2 separate regions of the Homo sapiens genome follow, and region 2 is linked to region 1. Evidence: read pairs that join two places in POLR2A ChIA-PET (ENCODE). Cell type or tissue: B cell. All regions are shown on one strand. Each heading gives the region's core, and the rest is flanking DNA. Links, peaks and the distances in the headings are about the cores only. Region 1 has its middle 8.0 kb from the start of HNRNPL. Region 2 holds the start of LOC124904711 (a long non-coding RNA gene).

What was found. Peaks named below come from ENCODE experiments on the same cell type or tissue, not always from the same donor. Only the 100,000 strongest peaks of a DNase experiment are listed, where the experiment ranks them.
Region 2: POLR2A ChIA-PET joins it to region 1 with 5 read pairs; 20 of 35 experiments call an interaction of 5 or more read pairs at or near these places.

The regions. Positions count from the first base shown.
Region 1 is chr19:38,855,276-38,860,744 of GRCh38, reverse strand. No RefSeq gene overlaps it. Among named protein-coding and RNA genes, the nearest start is that of HNRNPL, 8.0 kb to the right of the region's middle. RefSeq lists silencers at 427-595, 3,108-3,267 and an enhancer at 3,478-3,537. In B cell, for the core only: no CTCF peak of the experiment used is centred there; DNase peaks (open chromatin) are centred at 2,563 and 3,224; H3K27ac peaks cover 1,398 bases.
Region 2 is chr19:38,733,672-38,738,916 of GRCh38, reverse strand. It overlaps CAPN12 (calpain 12), which reads left to right. Exons shown (of 21, transcript NM_144691.4): 6 at 269-343; 7 at 414-499; 8 at 570-644; 9 at 1,279-1,442; 10 at 1,529-1,761; 11 at 2,354-2,365; 12 at 2,599-2,807; 13 at 3,373-3,415; 14 at 3,488-3,547; 15 at 4,047-4,104; 16 at 4,528-4,598; 17 at 4,713-4,775; 18 at 5,136-5,214. It overlaps LOC124904711 (a long non-coding RNA gene), which reads right to left and starts at 2,690. Exons shown (of 2, transcript XR_007067251.1): 1 at 1,735-2,690; 2 at 1-1,573. RefSeq lists enhancers at 1,234-1,293, 4,720-4,769 and silencers at 1,714-1,763, 2,511-2,660. In B cell, for the core only: no CTCF peak of the experiment used is centred there; DNase peaks (open chromatin) are centred at 1,866, 2,736, 3,376, 4,286 and 1 weaker place; H3K4me3 peaks cover 3,519 bases; H3K27ac peaks cover 2,690 bases.

The DNA.
Region 1 (5,469 bases), core at 279-5,278:
AAAATTAGCCGGGCATGGCGGCGGGCGCCTGTAGTCCCAGCTACTTGGGAGGCTGAGGTAGGAGAATCGCTTGAACCTTGGAGGTAGAGGTTGCAGTGAGCCGAGATTGCACCATTGCACTCCAGCCTGGGCGACAAGAGCTAAACTCCGTCCCCCAAAAATAAAAATTTAATTTAATTTAAAAAACATGGGTGAAACTTGAAAACATGCTAAGAGAATCAGACACAAAAGGCTACATACTATATTTTTCCATTTATATGATGTGGGTGAAAGATTACCTAGGTGCCGAGGCAAGAGACTGAAGGCACAAACTGTTTCAGTATAATAAAGAAAATAGTTAGAATAAGAATAGTCATAATACAAATTAGATATAGAGATGATCATGGACAATTATCAATCATTATTATAAACATTATTAATCATTAGCTTTTAATATTACTCTTTGTTGCATTACTAATATACCCTAAGGATAACCGGTGGGTATAGGGTCAGGTGCTGAAGGGACATTGTGAGAAGTGACCTAGAAGGCAAGAGGTGAGCCCTCTGTCACGCCCACATAAGGGCCGCTTGAGGGCTCCTTGGTCAAGCGGTAATGCCAGTGTCTGGGAAGACGCCCATTACTTAGCAGACCGCGAAAGGGAGTCTCCTTTCCTTGGAGGAGTCAGGGAACACTGCTCCACCAGCTTCTTCTGGAAGGCTGGATATTATCCAGGCCTGCCTGCAGTCACCGGAGGCCTAAACCCCTCCCTGTGGTGCTGTGCTCCAAAGGTCACGCTCCTTGTCCACTTTCACGTTCCTCCCGTACTCCTGGATCCTCTTTGAAGTTGGTAGTAGATAGCGGTAGAAGAAATAGTGAAAGTCTTAAAGTCTTTGATCGTTCTTATAAGTGCATAGAAGAAAACGCTGACGTATGCTGCCTTCTCTCTCTGCTTTGGCTACCTAAAAGGGAAGGGCCCCCCACCCCCGTCCTATGATCACGTGACTTGCTTCACCTTATCAATCACTTAGAGGATTCACCCTCCTTACCCTGCCCCCCTTGTCTCGTATGCAATAAATATCAGCGCGCCCAGCCGTTCGGGGCCACTACCAGTCTCCACAACTTGATGGTAGTGGTCTCCCGGGCCCAGCTGTTTTCTCTTTATCTCTTTGTCTTGTGTCTTTATTTATTACCATCTCTCATCTCTGCACACGGGGAGAACACCTGCTAAGCCCCGTAGGGCTGGACCCTACAATATGAAATGTCCAGACTAGACAAATCCATAGAGACAGAAAGTAAATTGGCGGCTGCCGGGGGCTGAGGGGAGTGACTGCTGAAGGATATGGAGGCTGGGCACAGTGGCTCACGCCTGTAATCCTAGCACTTTGGGAGGCTGAGGTGGGCGGATTGCAACGTGGCAAAACCCCGTCTCTACTAAAAATTCAAAACACTAGCGGGGTATGGTGGTGGGCGCCTGTAATCCCAGCTAGTCCAGAGGCTGAGGCAGGAGAATTGCTTGAACCAGGAGGCGGAGGTTGCAGTGCGGCGAGATCACGCCATTACACTCCAGCCTGGGCGACAGAGCAAGACTCTGTCTCGAAAAACAAAAAAAGGGTATGGAGTTCCTTTTGAGGGTAATATTCCAGAATCAGACAGTGATGATGGTTGCATGACTATGTGAGCATACTAAAAACCACTCAACACTCAATCATACATATACACAAACATACACACACACACACAAAACTTCTTCCTCCCAGGTTCAAGTGACTCTGGTGCTTCAGCCTCCAGAGTGGCTGGGACTACAGGCGTGCACCACCACGCCTGGCTAATTTTTGTATTTTTAGTAGAGAGGTGGTTTCGCCATGTTGACCAGGCTGGTCTCAAACTCCTGACCTCAGTGATTTGCCCACCTCGGCCTCCCACATAGCTGGGATTATAGGTGTGAGCCACCAGCCCAGCCAGTCATACACTTTAAAAGAGTTAATATTTGGCTGGGTGCAATGGCTCACGCCTGTAATCCCAGCACTTTGGGAGGCTGAGGCGGGCGGATCACCTGAGGTCAGGAGTTCGAGGTCAGCCTGGCCAACATGCAGAAACCCCATCTCTACTAAAAATACAAAAATTAGCCGGGCATTGTGGCAGGTGCCTATAATCCCAGCTACTTGGGAGGCTGAGGCAGGAGAATCGTTTGAACCCAGGAGGCAGAGGTTGCAGTGAGATGAGATCGCATCACTGCACTCCAGCCTGGGCGACAAAGCGAGACTGCGTCTCAAATAAATAAATAAATATATAAAGAGTTAATATTATGGTATGTGAAATATAGCTTAATAAAGATGTTATATTTTTTAATCCAAAAAAAATCTGATCTCATCACTCTTCTGTTTTTTGTGGAGTTTTTTGGAAAGAAGTTATCACTCTGTTGCCCAGGCTAAAGTGCAGTGGTGCAATCATAGCTCACTGCAGCCTCAAACTCCTGGGCTCAAGTGATCCTCCTGCCTGAGTCTCCTGAGGACCTGGGACTAGGGGCATTACACCATGCCCAGCTAATTTTTTTCCTTTTTTTTTTTTTTTGAGATGGAGTTTCACTTTTGTTGCCCAGGCTGGAGTGCAATAGCACAGTCTTGACTCACTGCAACTTCTGCCTCCTAGGTTCAAGTTGATTCTTCCGCCTCAGCCTCCCAAGTAGCTGGGATTATAGGCACCCACCACCATGCCCAGCTAATTTTTGTATTTTTAGTAGAAATGGGGTTTCACCATGTTGGCCAGGATGGTCTCAAACTCCTGACCTCAGGTGATCCACTCGCCTTGACCTCACAAAGTGCTGGGATTACAGGTATGAGCCACCGCACCTGGCCTTTTACTTTTTTTTTGTAGAGATGGTGTCTCACTATGTTAGCCAGGCTCATCTAAAACTCCTGGCCTCAAGGGATCCTCCTGCCTTAACATTCCCAGAGTGCTGGGATTACAGGCTTGAGCCACCATGCTCAGCTTGTCATTCTGGTTTTTAACCCTCTCATGGTTCTTTTCTCACTTAGTAATAAGACCAAAGTCCTCATCCTCAGCCCGTCTCAGTGGGCCCCACATAACGTGCCCCCATCACCCCTCTGACCTTGTCCCCTCAGACTCACCCTGTCACTCCCTCTGCCCAGCCACAAAGGTCTTCAGTTCTCATGTCAGGGCTTTTTGTGTGTGTGTGTGTGTGTGTGTGTGTGTGTGTGTGTGTGTGGCGGAATTTCGCTCGTTGCCCAGGCTAGAGTGCAGTGGCGTGTGATCTCAGCTCACTGTAACCTCAGCCTTCCGGTTTCAAGTGATTTTCCTGCCTCAGCCTCCTGAGTAGCTGGGATTACAGGCAACCACCACGACGCCCAACTAATTTTTGTATTTTTAGTAGAAATGGGGTTTCACCGTGTTGGCCAGGCTGGTCTTGAACCTCGTGATCTGCCCACCTCGGCCTCCCAGTGCTGGGATTACAGGCGTGAGCCACCATGCCCAGCCGACTTCAGGGCTTTTGCATTTGCTGTTTCTTCTCCCTGGGATGTTTTTTCTCTAGCTGTTCCAATTCCCATGTGAACACATATGGTATACGCTCACATACACACACACGATTCATTCAATAAGGTAAATATAAAGTAAATTAAAATTAAAACCAGTTTTTACCTCAGATTGACAAATGTAAAACAAAATGTGCAGTATTTTGAGATAGTGGGGAAAATTCATTTTTTACATAGAAATGCTGAGAACTCAAATTGTTACAGTGCTAATGGAGGGTAATTTGGCAAAATCTTTCAAAATGCAAAATGTACCAACTTGCAAGTATTTTAGCAAACCACAACAACAAAATAAGTTAAAAATGCCATCTGTCTGAGAGAAATTAGAATGGAAGTTCCAAAACACCTTTCTGTAAAATGCAGCCAAATTAAAATGGAGAGGGAAATTCAGAGCCTCCGTGCTTATATTAGAAAAGGAGAAAGACGTATCAAAATTTAAGAAGTTTTGGAAAAGAACAGCAGAAGAAACCTAGGCGCTCTCCCTCTCCCTCTCCCTGTCCCTGTCCCTCTCCCTCTCCCCATGGTTTCCCTCTCCCTCTCTTTCCACGGTCTCCCTCTCATGCCGAGCCGAAGCTGGACTATACTGCTGCCATCTCGGCTCACTGCAACCTCCCTGCCTGATTCTCCTGCCTCAGCCTGCGGAGTGCCTGCAATTGCAGGTGCGCGCCGCCACGCCTGACTGGTTTTCGTATTTTTTTGGTGGAGACGGGGTTTCGCTGTGATGGCCAGGCTGGTCTCCAGCTCCTAACCGCGAGTGGTCCGCCAGCCTCGGACTCCCGAGGTGCCGGGATTGCAGACGGAGTCTGGTTCTCTCAGTGCTCAATGGCGCCCAGGCTGGAGCGCAGTGGCGTGATCTCGGCTCGCTACAACCTCCACCTCCCAGCCGCCTGCCTTGGCCTCCCAAAGTGCCGAGATTGCAGCCTCTGCCAGGCCGCCACCCCGTCTGGGAAGTGAGGAGCGTCTCTGCCTGGCCGCCCATCGTCTGGGACGTGAGGAGTCCCTCTGCCTGGCTGCCCAGTCTGGAAAGTGAGGAGCGTCTCTGCCCAGCCGCCATCCCATCTCGGAAGTGAGGAGCGCCTCTTCCCGGCCGCCATCACATCTAGGAAGTGAGGAGCGTCTCTGCCCGGCCGCCCATCGTCTGGGATGTGGGGAGTGCCTCTGCCCCGCCGCCCCGTCTGGGATGTGAGGAGCGCCTCTGCCCGGCCGCCACCCCGTCTGGGAGGTGAGGAGCGTCTCTGCCCGGCCGCCCCGTCTCAGAAGTGAGGAGACCCTCCGCCCGGCAGCCGCCCCGTATGAGAAGTGAGGAGCCTCTCCACCCGGCAGCCGCCCCGTCTGGGAAGTGAGGAGCATCTCCGCCCGGCAGCCACCCCGTCCGGGAGGGAGGTGGGGGGTCAGCCCCCCGCCCGGCCAGCCGCCCCGTCCGGGAGGTGAGGGGCGCCTCTGCCCGGCCGCCCCTACTGGGAAGTGAGGAGCCCCTCTGCCCGGCCAGCCGCCCCGTCCGGGAGGGAGGTGGGGGGGTCAGGCCCCGCCCGGCCAGCCGCCCCGTCCGGGAGGGAGGTGGGGGGGTCAGCCCCCCGTCTGGCCAGCCGCCCGGTCCGGGAGGGAGGTGGGGGGGTCAGCCCCCCGCCCGGCCAGCCGCCCCGTCCGGGAGGTGAGGGGCGCCTCTGCCCGGCCGCCCCATCTGGGAGGTGAGGAGCCCCTCTGCCCGGCCACCACCCCGTCTGGGAGGTGTACCCAACAGCTCATTGAGAGCGGGCCAGGATGACAATGGCGGCTTTGTGGAATGGAGGGGGGGGAAAGGTGGGGAAAAGATTGAGGAATGGGATGGTTGCCGTGTCTGTGTAGAGGGAGGTAGACATGGGAGACTTTTCATTTTGTTCTGTACTAAGAAAAATTCTTCTGCCTTGGGATCCTGTTGATCTGTGACCTTACCCCCAACCC
Region 2 (5,245 bases), core at 246-5,245, 120 kb after region 1:
CAAGTAGTCCTTCCACCTCGACCTCCCTAAGTGCTGGGATTACAGGCGTGAGCCCGTACCTCCATCTCCTTTTGTCTCGTTTCCATCTCCCTTCCTCTCCTTTTCTCTTTCGCCTTCAGTCACTAACCCTGACATGGTCTCTGAGCTGCGTGCCATTCAGTTCAGTGCTCTGGTTGGCTCCTGCCTTGGTGGCAGGAGGTTGGGGGCAGGGAGGAGCAGCTGCCCTCCTGTCCCCTACCTTGGCCTCACCATCCCATCCCCTGCCCAGAGTGATCGGGGTGAGTACCGCACAGAAGAGGGCCTGGTAAAGGGACACGCGTATTCCATCACGGGCACACACAAGGTAAGTGTCCCCCATGGGTGGGGTGGCAGGCCATGTCCAGGCATCACCCCCACTGACGATGCTGCCCCAGGTGTTCCTGGGCTTCACCAAGGTGCGGCTGCTGCGGCTGCGGAACCCATGGGGCTGCGTGGAGTGGACGGGGGCCTGGAGCGACAGGTGGGATGGGTCTGGGGTGGGTGTGGGGCTGGACCCCACCTGCCCGCCCCTCACACCACAGTCTCTCCAGCTGCCCACGCTGGGACACACTCCCCACCGAGTGCCGCGATGCCCTGCTGGTGAAAAAGGAGGATGGCGAGTTCTGGTCAGTTCGTCAGGGTCCCAGCTCTGCCTCTGGGAGGGTCTCTGCCAAGGGGTTCAGGGAGGGCGAGCCCCAGTTGAAGGATGGGTCCTAATAGGGAGAAACTGTGTACATCGGTGGTAATTTTGGGGCCAGGTTCTATTTTGGGAAATCAAGGAAGAATTGGTAGTAATATTAGAGAACCTCTGATTGGAGTGGGTTTAAAAAAGTAGTAATATGAGGGGAATTTGAAGGCCTAGTTATCTGTGGAGGATTGAAAGGGATGGGCAGTATTTAGGGCAATGGAGGAAGGCTTGGTGATATTTGGGGCATTTCTTGAGATTTGGCAATGTTGAGGGGCTGAAGGGTACTTGTTGGTAATTTAGAGTCTGAGGGTCTTGCTATTTGGGGGTTGGTGGCAATTTAACGATATTTGGGGGCAGCTTGTGAATCTTGGCGATTTGTGGGGCATGTCTGAGGACTTGGAGGAATTTGGCAGAGCTAGAGGCCCAGGCATTTGGGGTTCATTTCTGGAGCCTGAAGGGTATTTGACAATATTTAAGAAATGTGAGGGGCTTTGGGATCTGGGAGTCATTTCCGGGATCTTGGGACCCCCTCGAGGTGGGGCCGGGCAGGGTCTGACTGGGCCACCGTGCAGGATGGAGCTGCGGGACTTCCTCCTCCATTTCGACACCGTGCAGATCTGCTCGCTGAGCCCGGAGGTGCTGGGCCCCAGCCCGGAGGGGGGCGGCTGGCACGTCCACACCTTCCAAGGCCGCTGGGTGCGTGGCTTCAACTCCGGCGGGAGCCAGCCTAATGCTGGTGAGGCCTGAGGGGCCCTGAGAGGCTTCCTGGGGTGGGGGGCGCTGTGGCCGGCTAGGAAACCCCCTTTTTTCCTCCTCCCTTAGAAACCTTCTGGACCAATCCTCAGTTCCGTTTAACGCTGCTGGAGCCTGATGAGGAGGATGACGAGGATGAGGAAGGGCCCTGGGGGGGCTGGGGGGCTGCAGGGGCACGGGGCCCAGCGCGGGGGGGCCGCACGCCCAAGTGCACGGTCCTTCTGTCCCTCATCCAGCGCAACCGGCGGCGCCTGAGAGCCAAGGGCCTCACTTACCTCACCGTTGGCTTCCACGTGTTCCAGGTGAGGTCCTGGGCAAAGCTGAGGCTGGAGGGAACCCGGAGGGTGGAGGGGCGGGGCCGGGCCAAGGAGCGGGGGAGGCATGGAGGGGCGGGGCCAGTGGGAAGAGGGGAGGTGTGGAGGGCGGGGCCAAGGGGGAAGAGGGGGAGTGGTGGAGGGGTGGGACTGAAGAGGATCGGGGAGGAGGGGAGGAGTGGAGGAGCAGGGCCAAGAGGGGGCGGCGCTGGGAGGGGAGTAGGGGGCTAGTAGGGCTGGGGGGCCAGGTCTCAGAGGGGAGAGGGAGCTAAGGGAATGAGAGGGAGGGGCTCAGGGACAGACAGAGGGACGAGGTTAGGGACAGAGAGAGGCTGGGGGTTAGAAGGGCCAGAGGGGACCAAGGATACAGAGAAGGCGCTGGGAGCGCAGATGGGGAAGGAAGAGTTGGGGAGGGGTCGGCGAGGGCCTGGGTCGGGGACTGCGGGGCAAAGGTTCAATAAGGGTCTAATAGGACGAAGAAGGAGGGAGAGAGCACAGAGGTGAGAAGGGGCAGGGAGGAGACCCTGAGCGGCGGCCACCTCTCCCCTGCCCCGACGCCCCTTGCTCTTGCTTCTTTCAGATTCCAGAGGAGGTGAGTCTGGGATGGGGTCAACCGGCCCTGGGGCTTGGTCAACCTGCCCTGGGGCTTGGTCAACCTGCCCTGGGGCTTGGTCAAACTGCCCTGGGGGTGGGGGGGCAGAGCCGGGTCCGGGGGCAGGGGAGGCGTGGACAGGGGTTAGGCAGGGTGGACGGGGCGCGCTGGAGGGTGCGGGGATGAAGGGCCGGGGGTGAGCCTGGTCCGTGGTCATGCCGCCCCGTCCCCAGCTGCTGGGCCTCTGGGATTCCCCGCGCAGCCATGCGCTCCTGCCCCGGCTGCTGCGCGCCGACCGCTCGCCCCTCAGCGCCCGCCGCGACGTGACCCGCCGCTGCTGCCTGCGTCCAGGCCACTACCTGGTGGTGCCGAGCACCGCCCACGCCGGCGACGAGGCTGACTTCACTCTGCGTGTCTTCTCCGAGCGCCGCCACACGGCCGTGTGAGCCCCGGGCACCCAAATCCGACCCCATCCCTGCCTAGACAGGCCCCGAGACCCCCGAGACCCCCGAGACCCCCGAGACCCCCGAGACCCCCGAGACCTGACCTGCCCCGCCCCCAGAACCCCTGCCCCGCCCCGCCCCGCCCCCAGAACCCCCGCCCCGCCCCGCCCCCAGAACCCCCGCCCCGCCCCGCCCCGCCCCCAGAACCCCCGCCCCGCCCCGCCCCGCCCCGCCCCGCCCGCAGAACCACCGCCCCGCCCCGCCCCGCCCCCAGAACCCCCGCCCCGCCCCCAGAACCCCCGCCCCGCCCCGCCCCCAGAACCCCCGCCCCGCCCCGCCCCCAGAACCCCCGCCCCGCCCCCAGAACCCCCGCCCCGCCCCCAGAACCCCCGCCCCGCCCCCAGAACCCCCGCCCCGCCCCCAGAACCCCCGCCCCGCGAGGATGAGCCCAGGGCTCCACGGTCCCTACCTAGACCCCACGCGATTCCTCACCTGAGACCCCGTCCCACACAGCCCCAGCTGGGGCAAACAGCCCCCTCCCCACTTCCCATCTGTAATTTGCAGGGAGATCGACGACGTGATCAGCGCAGACCTGCAGTCTCTCCAGGTGGGGACTGTTCCTGGAGGGGCGGCATGGGGCGGGGATCTTGGCCAGCGCTAAACTTCCGCCATGCGGCAGGGCCCCTACCTGCCCCTGGAGCTGGGGTTGGAGCAGCTGTTTCAGGAGCTGGCTGGAGAGGTGAGGAGGGGGATTGGACTGAGGGGGTATCCCGCTGCGGCCTCCCCTTGGGGACCCCCCTTCCCCCACCCCAGCATCTCAGGTGTCTCATTTTGCTTGCTTTTTCCTCCCTCCGGGCTTAAATCTCCTGACCTTTTCTTGAAATGCTCACAGCTCCTCCCTGCCTCAGGGCCTTGGGCTCAGTCCATACCCTCTCCCAGGACCACCCTCTCCCTCCTGACACCTCCAGCCAGGCTCAGGTCTCATCTAAGGTGCCCAGCCCTGGAAGCTCTCCCTGACCACCCCCCTGCCCCAGGCCGGTCTGCTGGCCCCCCACCAGCAACCACAGCCCAGTGCTTCCCCCGTCACAGCCCTGGCCCTGTGGGGACAGGTCTGTCTCCCCCACTCCTGGAGCTAGGGCTCTGAGGCTCTGTCAGCCCCTGCCGTGTCCCTAGCACAGGGCTTGGCCCAGAGCAGCTGGATGAGTAAATGGCCTCACAAGCCCTCTTTCCTGGACTAGGAGGAAGAACTCAATGCCTCTCAGCTCCAGGCCTTACTAAGCATTGCCCTGGAGCCTGGTGAGTTGGCTGGGATAGGGGCAGGAGGAGGGGTCTTAGCCAGGGGTCCTGCAACCAGAGCCGGTGCCACCCTATGTCTATGAACCCACCGCGCTGCTGGGAGTTGGGCTCAGGAAGCCAGGGCTCAGCCTGGCAGCATCTCCCTGCAGGGGATCTTGTGTGGGCCCCGTGACCTGGGCCACGGCTGCTCGCAAGCTCCCCTTCCGCTGAAAGGCAAGGCTGCCTTGAGCACAGACTGGGCACCCCCTGCCTGGATTTGAATCCCAGCTCTGCTAGGCGCAGCAGTCACTGGCTCCCTGTGCCTCGGCTTCTATAATATGGGACTGACAACATCACCTGCTTAAGGGAGTCACATCCACCCAGCCCTTAAAGTGGTGGCCAGAATGCAGGAAGTGCTGTGGTTTGACTTTGTTTTTCCTGTAGCCAGGGCCCATACCTCCACCCCCAGAGAGATCGGGCTCAGGACCTGTGAGCAGCTGCTGCAGTGTTTCGGGGTACATGGGGGGCAGTGCCTGGGTGAGGGAGGGAGTGGGGAAGGGGACGTTGGGGTCTCTCCTCCCCTTCTGGAGAGATTGACCTTAACCAGATGCCCCCGACCCCCAACACAGCATGGGCAAAGCCTGGCCTTACACCACTTCCAGCAGCTCTGGGGCTACCTCCTGGAGTGGCAGGTGAGGTGGGAGACTGGGCCTCTTCCCAGAAAGAGAGAAACCTTTACTAACAGAGACATAGGCACCCTGTGGGCTATCAGGTCCCCAGGGAACGAGGGGGTACTGGACTAGGCTGACTTGGAGAGATCTGGCTGGGATATCCCTGCCCCCACCCAGCCTCAGCTTGTCCTCTGGGTCATTGCTCTTATTCCCATTTTACAGATTGGGAAACAGAAGTCCCAAGTGGCTAGGCTGCTTGCTGGGGGTCCACACCAGAAGAAAGGGAGTTGGGATGGGCACCAGGCTGTCTTGCCTGGGAGGCCCCATTGGCAGCCCTCTTCAGGGCATGGAGGGCAGCCCTGACTCATCCTTCCTGCCCAGGCCATATTTAACAAGTTCGATGAGGACACCTCTGGAACCATGAACTCCTACGAGCTGAGGCTGGCACTGAATGCAGCAGGTGTGGACAGGGTCCTGGGGTGGTCGTGGGG